Linked DNA regions of Homo sapiens: region 1 is linked to region 2. The links are chromatin loops, found by intact Hi-C in ENCODE. Cell type or tissue: CD4-positive, alpha-beta T cell. All regions are shown on one strand. Each heading gives the region's core, and the rest is flanking DNA. Links, peaks and the distances in the headings are about the cores only. Region 1 has its middle 91 kb from the start of MPP7-DT. Region 2 has its middle 38 kb from the start of MKX.

The links. Peaks named below come from ENCODE experiments on the same cell type or tissue, not always from the same donor. Only the 100,000 strongest peaks of a DNase experiment are listed, where the experiment ranks them.
Region 1: it touches region 2 in a loop (7-fold over the local background); 10 of 110 quality-filtered maps call a loop at or near these places.

Annotation. Positions count from the first base shown.
Region 1 is chr10:28,391,511-28,395,905 of GRCh38, reverse strand. No RefSeq gene overlaps it. Among named protein-coding and RNA genes, the nearest start is that of MPP7-DT, 91 kb to the right of the region's middle. In CD4-positive, alpha-beta T cell, for the core only: a CTCF peak has its summit at 1,772 (motif pointing right); a DNase peak (open chromatin) is centred at 1,755.
Region 2 is chr10:27,781,726-27,786,120 of GRCh38, reverse strand. It overlaps the pseudogene RN7SKP132. Among named protein-coding and RNA genes, the nearest start is that of MKX, 38 kb to the right of the region's middle. In CD4-positive, alpha-beta T cell, for the core only: no CTCF peak of the experiment used is centred there; a DNase peak (open chromatin) is centred at 2,270; H3K27me3 peaks cover 321 bases.

The DNA of each region.
Region 1 (4,395 bases), core at 82-4,081, 610 kb before region 2:
AGTATTCCTATTACATAACTGTTCAAAATGAAATTGACCCCGAAATTAGATCATCGTGGGAATTATTAAACTCTTACAAGCTCTCAACTTGGTTCAAATCAATTGAAAATATCGAGCATCAATCAAGTGCAAGTCACACTGCTCTCATAGCAGACGAATTCTGGAATGTCTGCCTCATTCCCAAATTAAATGCCCTCTGCCACTCCACCTACCCCCCACAATACACAAGGGGGCTTCTGGCATCCTGGTTGATTTTTTGACTAAGTGGGCACTTAACTCAAATGAGGCTTGCCAGAATCACCTGTTGATAATTTAAATTGGGAAAATAGAGAAAGAGAGAGAGGCAGGGAAGGAGAAGTAGTGGAGGAGAAGAAGGAAAAGAAGGAAGAGGAGGAGGAGAAGACAGTGGAAGATAAAAAGAAAAAGAGATTAGTTTGTTTATGTGACTTGTAGCTGTACCATATAAATGTGAGAGCAAAGAGTGGGCATTTTCTGCCATAAAGTGTGTGGCCAGAGTAAGTCATAAGCCAGCACGCAAAGACAGAATGAACCAGAAAAATCAATGCATATATTTAATGCATTATTTTTCTCCAAAATCTGTTATAATCAATGCACTTTAGAATGTGAGAAATTCAACTGGACGTGGTGGCTCACACCTGTAATCCCAGCACTTTGGGAGGTGGAGGTGGGCAGATCACTTGAGGTCAGGAGTTCGAGACCAGCCTGGCCAACATGGTGAAACCCTGTCTTTACTAAAAATACAAAAGTTAGCCAAGCGTGTTGGTGCACACCTATAACCCCAGGTACTTAGGAGGCTGAAACAGGAGAATCACTTGAACCCAGGAGGCAGAGGTTGCAGTGAGCCGAGATTGGGCCACTGTACTCCAGCCTGGGTGACAGAACAAGACTCAAGAACAAAACAAGAAACAAAAAACAACAACAACAAAAAATCCAACAACCCCCCAAAACAAAAGAAAATGTTGCCAGGTGTTACCAGTATTTAACACTGAGAGTTAAAGTTATAAGTTATTTTTACTTCTATTATTATTATTATTTTGTTAGTAGGGTTGGGGTCTTGCTATGTTGCCCAGGCTGATCTTGGACTCCTGGCCTCAAGCAACCCTCTCACCTCGACCACCCAAAGTGCTGGGATTACAGGCGTGAGCCACTACACCCGGCCTTTTTACTTTCTTATTTAGACTTTTTCTATACTTGGTGAATTTTTTTACAATTAGAAAATCACTTGAGTTGTTTCCTTCCGAGCAAAGGAAAAGGATCTATAAATGTGAGCATAAAAAATGTGAACAAATGACTTCTCTATGGGTCACAGGGTGAATTAAATAGGGTTTACATTTTCCCAGAAATTAAAAAAAGATTCGTCAGACTATGATTTTTTAATGAAAAATTTTAATATTATATAACTTTCCCTTTACACCAAGTTAAAAAAAAAAGTCGTTATGTTGAACAAGCAAGATTCCTGGGGTGTGATCTGCAAACACTTTCATTCTCCCATGCCCCACACCATCTGCTCATGCCCATTCTGTGGGGGTAATTTGTGGGTTCTTCAGAGCCCTCTCTCACAAGCTGTTCTCTAGATTCATGCAGAATTGCATCTTATGTCTCTGATTCTGGGAGGACAGATTTAGCCTCCCTCTGATAAGATCTCCTGGCCCCAAAGGATTTAAGAAAACCCCAGGTGGGCTCTGCGTGGCCACATCTGGCCCATAGAATACGCTCCCCTTAGATCTGCCACTAGAGGGCGCACAGGCACTTCCCAAACTTACCTCTTCCCCTGCCAAGGATTTTCAGCTACGCTGTTGCCTGTAGATTACTTTTGAAGCACACATCAAGCTCCATCTGTATGAGACAGTTGTCAAGCTTCCCATGTGGTGGAGAGACGTTCACAGCACATCCGTCATACCCTCCAGAGACACCTTGTTTAATCTCTACCTGCAAGTATTTCATAACTTCCAGGTGGGATCTCGGTAAAGGGTAACAAAACTGTTTTTAAATATCTGCTTTGCAAGTTCTGACTGTGTGTCCTGGCACCTCACTTTGCAAAATGGAAGTAGCTAACATCATCATCTTGGGGGCTCTGTAGAAACAGATTGGTAATGTCTGATCTTAGCATCCTGGCCAGGTGCCGTGGCTCACGTCTGTAATCCCAGCACTTTGGGAAGTGAAGGCGGGTGGATCACTTGAGGTCAGGAGTTCGAGACCAGCCTAGCCAACATGGTGAAACCCCATCTCTACTAAAAATACACAAAAAATTAGCCAGGCGTGGTAGCTCACACCTGTAATTTTAGGCACTTGGGAGGCTGAGGCAGGAGAATCACTTGAACCTGGGAGGCGGAGGTTGAAGTGAGCTGAGATCACTCCACTGCTTTCCAGCCTGGGTAACAGAATAAGACTCCATCTCAGGAAACAAACGACGACAAAAACAAATAATAAAACCATCCTGTTATACGAAGACTCACATACATAGAATCCTATTAGTGTTTTGTCATTTTATTTCTGGAAAGAAGAAGGGGAAGGAAAGATAGAGAACAGATGGAACTTTAAATTTTCCTGAGCATCTATTACTAGAAATTTTCCATCAATTTCTAATTTAACTTTTTTTTTTTAAACGGAATGTTCTGTTTTCTCAGATGCCTTTTCTGTGTCAATGGAGATTATGACTTTGTTCCTAATCTATTAATAAGGTAGGTTATATTAAACAATGATAGCTGCTATGCCAGGCTCTTTGAAATATACATATTTGGGATGATATTATCCTAGAGTTTACAAATGGGAAAACTGAAGCTCATGAAAGTGAAGTGAAGCAGCCATCACAAGGTTAATGAGAATTACTAGCCAGCTCTAGGCAGAATTATAGTTAGGCCTTGGCCAGGGTGTTCTGATACACTTCAAACCACCTCCCTGCAGCTGCTAACTATCCAAGAGGCATGTAGCATGCTGACCACCTGCTCCCCATTGTCCCTATAGGTAGAATCTTTGGCACTGGACCTTTATTTATTTATTTATTTATATGTTTTTTAGAGACAAGGTCACACTCAGTCATCTAGGGTGAAGTGCAGTGGTGCAATCGTAGCTCACTGCTGCCTCTAACTCCTGGATTCAAGTGATCCTCCTGCCTCAGTCTCCTGAGTAGCTACTACTACAGGTGTGTGCCACCATGCCCAGCTAATTATTATTATTATTTTTTTTTTGTAGAGGTGGGATCTCCCTACATTGCCCAGGCTGGTCTTGTACTTCTGGCCTTAAGCAGTCCTCCTGCCTTGGCCTCCCTAAGTGCTGGGATTACAGGTGTGATCCACCACTCCTGGCTGCTACTGGACCTTTTTACCTAAGAATTGCTTAAGATATTTTTTCTGATCCTGAATTCCAGCAAAATAGCTGACACCATCCAGTTTGAAGACCCCCATCAAGTAGCCACCTCAGCACGGGGATGCAGTTTCTTCATCTCCCTGCCCCGTGACTCCATCCGTCACTTCTCAACCAATGAGCAACTGCCATGCTTTAGCCCATCACCTGTCTAGACTCCTTACAAACCCCATACCCAAACCTTGTGGGGAGGTGGATTTGAGGTTTGCTCCCATCCTGTCATCCAGCGGGGCTATGATTATTATTATTAAACTCTTTCTCTGCTGTGACCCCTGGAGTCTTGGTATATTGGTTCACTTTGCATTGGGCAACAAACCTATGACAGTTGTACAAGCTTACACAGCTCAGGAGTGATGGGTGGTCCTGGTCCCACTGACTGGAAATGCCACGATTTTTCTACTTTAACTATACTTCCTTTCATGACTATTTCATGGTCAATTACTAATCTACATGGTAAATCAATGGCTTTTTAAAACAAATAAAACAATTGACCAGAGTATTATTTTTAAAAGATTTCTAAAAGCACACATTTTAAAGAGGAAATGCTAGATAAGCATCAATCCCTTTTTTAGTTCTGTTGTCAGAGGCCTGTATCTAGGCTACTTCTATAAGGCAAAGTTCTTCAAAGACCAACTGTTGCAGAATCACCTATGGCAGGAGGTCCCTAACCTTTCTGGTACTAGGGACCAGTTTTGTGGAAGACAATTTTTCCATGGACTGGAGGCTGGGGATGGTTTGGGATGATTCAAGCACATTATATTTATTATGTACTTTATTTCTATTATTATTATATTGTAATATATAAGAAATAATTATATGACTCACCGTAATGTAGAATCAGTGAGAGCCCTGAGCTTACTTTTCAGCAACTAGATGGTCCCATCTCGGGGTGATGAAGGATAGTGACAGATCATCAGGCATTAGATTCTCATAAGGAGTGCACAACCTGGATCACTAGCACACGCAGCTCGCAATGAGTTTTGTGCTCCTATGAGAATCTAATGCTGCTGC
Region 2 (4,395 bases), core at 146-4,145:
AGAAGAAAGATCAGAACTCATTCACCAAATCCGACTAACCTGGTACTTCCTGAGCACTCTTTTGCTGTCCAGAGCCTCGGGCTTCCAAATAGAGCCAGAACGGCAGGCCCAGCCCTCCACATTCTGAGGTCTCAGGTAAGTAAGAAGCAACCCAAGATGGCACACCAACATTGAGATGAAAGAGAAAGCCTTATTAGATCTGCCTGTGGTGAAGAAATAACATAGCAACCATAGAAATACCCGACAGCAAAGAAAATAATAGAAAGGATTATAGAAAGATAACATGTGAGCAATCCTTGGTCATAAAATACACAATAGCAATACAGAAGAAAACTCTGTATAAAATAGGACTATGTGCTATACAGAACATGCAAAGGACATAATCAGGAAAAATACCAATATTTTAGAACCATGGAAATTGTGATTTCAAAAATGACAGTACATGAAAAATATGCAACAACACTAAAAAAGGCTCCTAGTGTAGTGCTAACTGGAGAGATATGCAGGCATATATACTATAGGGTTACAGATATATATTTAATAGAATTATAAGAAAATTCCTGAGCCTGATAAAATTGTTTTAGCCATGTGTAGTGGAGTTCATCTGTAATCCCAGCTACTCAGGAAGCTGAGGTTGGGGCATTCCTTGAGCCCAGGAGTTCGGGATCAGCCTGGGTGACATAACAAGACCTCATCTATAAAATAAAATAAAATAAAATAAAATAAAATAAAATAAAATAAAATAAATTGTATTGAGGTGATTAGTCAATGCATCTTTTTTTCCTTCTTTTTATGTTTGTACATTTTACAAGTTTTCTATAAAATGCATGTATTACTTTTGTAGTGAAAACCATAATAAAACATATATTTTTAAAAATAATGGTTTCTAAGTGCCACTGTTGTGGGACATGCTTGTGCATAGGTCAAGTTTTATGTGGTCAGTGTGTAGCAGCAAGCAATTTTCAGTCTAAATGGCAGACTGAATAAAACTACGTGTGGATTTATTACCCTTTCTCCCCAAATCTCATTGAAATTCCAAAACAGATAAACAGTAGAAGGAATGAATACATAACAGTGCTGCAAACCAACAAAGAATAGCATCAACAAGCCAAATACTGTGAAGAATTTCTGTAGGACACAAAGCAAACACGACTGGATTTATGGGGAAACCAGAGCCCAGCCTTCCTAACTCCAATCACATATAGCAGAGGACTACCAGAGAAGCAAGTTACCATCTTCCCATCAAGAACTGTAGGCTAGAGTCAGCAGGGCCATGGATCCAACATGAGCCACACACTATTGAACGGATACCTGATTAAAATGTTGCAGAAGAACTAGGCTAGTATCATACAGAAATGGTGGCATTTTTCACCAGGATAAAGCCTAAAAAACAGTTCTCTAAATAAAGCAGAGGGATGAAAACTGTGAGTTCCTTGTGGAGCCAAAGGCTAAAAATGGTTATTGGGGGAAAAAAAGTAGTGGAAGAAAATTCCATACTTAAGAAAGACAAATTTTTCAGATAAAAAGATACCCACTAGCCAAAAAAAGCTGAGCAAAAATAACAAAAACATAGAGCAAGAGAGACAGTTAGGCATAGCCCGAAAAAGACGAAAAGCTACCCAAAATATCTTGCAAGGCTAATATAGCCTTGAAACCAAAACTGGACAAGTACAATAGAAGACTAAAGAAGAAACTAGTTCCACCCTGGAACATAGATGCAAAATCAAATCAGCAATGTATAAAATACTCATACAGAATGACATTAAAGAGTATGTCCCATTAATAATAAAGTGTTTCAATGTTAGAAAAAAAACCTAATTATGTGGTCAAACACCTTAAAATATTAAAGTAGAAAAACACATTTCTATCACTGAGAAAATTTTTGGGAAAATTCAAATGTGCATAATTAATAATAAACAAACCTAGAAAATTAGGAATGGAAGGTAGAAAAAACAATGAGTGTCTCCTCATCAGTCAGCTTCACTTCTTCCTAAAAGAACCTCACCTTTATTCACTGTCCTCTGATGGCAATTGTGGTGGTTCTGAAATATGTCCACAAATTCCTTACCACTCCTCTGTTCAAGAGATGGATTGCATGCTTGGTCAAAGAGGACGACCTTCCCTGATAGAGGAGGTCCCTTCTTTGGTCAAGGGTGTATGAGTAGCTGCACTCCCCTGCTAGAATCTCCAGACAAGCTCTCAAGAAGCAGAGCCTAACTAGTGACTCAATTCTGATGAATCAAGTGGAAGTGACAGTCATGAAGGGCAGTGCAGCCCCCTCCTGGATCTCTTGTGTAGTGCTTTCTTTAGGGGAAGTTAGTTGCTATGTCATGAGCAGCCCTTTGGAGAGGCTCACATGGCAAGGAACTGAAGACCCCAGCCAACAGTCCTCAAGGAACTGTGGCCCCCAGCCAAAAGCCAGCAAAGAACTGAGGCCCCAGCCAATAGACAGAAAGGAACTGAGGCCCCCAACCAATAGTCAGCAAAGAACTGAGGACCCCAGCCAACGGCCAGCAAAGAACTGAGGCCCCCCAACCAACAGGCAGCAAAGAACTGAGGCCTCCCAACCAACAGGCAGCAAAGAACTGAGGCCCCCGGCCAATATGCAGCAAGGAACTGAGGCCCCCAGCCAACAGCCAGCAAAGAACTGAGGCCCCCAGCCAATAGGCAGCAAGGAACTGAGGCCCCCAACAAGTAGCAAAGAACTGAAGACCCCAGCCAACAGTTATCAAGGAACTTAGGCACCCAACCAATAGGCAGCAAAGAACTGAGGCCCCCAGCCAATAGACAGCAAGGAACTGAGGCCCCCAGCCAATAGCCAGCAAAGAATTGAAGACCCCAGCCAACAGCAAAGAACTGAAGACCCCAGCCAATGGTCAGCAAAGAGCTGAATCCCCCAGCCAATAAGTAGCAAGAAACTGTGGCCCCCAACCAATAGGCAGCAAAGAACTAAGACACCCAACCAATAGGCAGCAAAGAACTGTGGCCCCCAGCCAACAGGCAGCAAAGAACTGTGGCCCTCAACCAACAGGCAGCAAAGAACTGAGCCCCTTAGCCAACAGCCAGCAAGGAACTGAGGTCCCTGGCCAACAGCCATGTTGGTGAACCATTTTGGAAACAGATCCTCCAGCCCCAGTCAAGCCTTCAGATGACAGCCACCCCATCTGACACCTTTACTGCAACCTCATCAAAGATCCGGAACAACAACTATGCAAATAATCAATTCCCAGATTCCAACTGTCACAAACTGAGTGAAGTAATAAAAGTTTGTCGTTCTAAGCTACTAAATTTGGAGATATCTGAGTAATTTGTTGTGTCACAATAGATAACTAAAACAGTCTTCTGGGAAAGGCTAGACTTCTCAGCCCTGAGGATAAATCTATTATTTATTTAAGTTGACAAGTAAAAATTGTACAGATGTATTGGGTACAGCATGTATTTTATTTTATTTTATTTTATTTCATTTTATTTTATTTTATTTTAATTTTATTTTTGGGGGACACAGTTACACTCTGTTTTCCAGACTGAAGTGCAGTGGTGCAATCTTTGCTCACTGCAACCTCTGCCTTCCAGGTTCAAGCCATTCTTGTGCCTCAGCCTCCTGAGTAGCTGGGAATACAGGCATATGCCACCACACTTGGCTAATTTTTTAAATTATTAGTAAAGATGGGGTTTCCCCATGTTGGCCAGACTGGTCTTGAACTACTGCCTCAAGTGATCCACCCAGCTTGGCCTCCCAAAGTGCTGGGATTATAGGTGTGAGCCACTGCACCCGACCAACATGTTGTTTTAAAATATGTATTCATTATGGAACAGTTAAATTGAGCTAATTAGCATATGTGTTACCTCATATACTTATCTTTTTTGTGGTGAGAGCACTTAAAATCTACTCTCTTAGCAATTTTCCAGAATACAATACATAGTTATTAACTATAGTCACCAGCACTTTGGTCCCAGTACTTTGGGAGGCCAAGCTGGGTGGATCACTTGAGGCAGTAGTTCAAGACCAGTCTGGCCAACATGGTGAAACCCCATCTCTACTAATAATAAAAAAATTAGCTGAGTGTGGTGTCATGCGCCTGTATTCCCAGCTACTCGGGAGGCTGAGGCACAAGAATGGCTTGAACCCGGAAGGCAGAGGTTGCAGTGAGCCAAGATTGCACATCTGCACTCCAGTCTGGAAAACAGGGTGTAATGTTGTATAATAGATCTCTTGAATTTACTCTTCCTATCTACCCAAGGGAAAATCCTCACTGAAGCATGTTAATTATGGCAATCTCATTGCTTAGACAATTTTGGATAGTGAAACATTAGTGTAAATATGCTTCTGAGGGTTGGAAAGATTTCCTCACTTCGAAAAAGTCACGAATATTCTCATTTCTGCCTCAAAAAGCT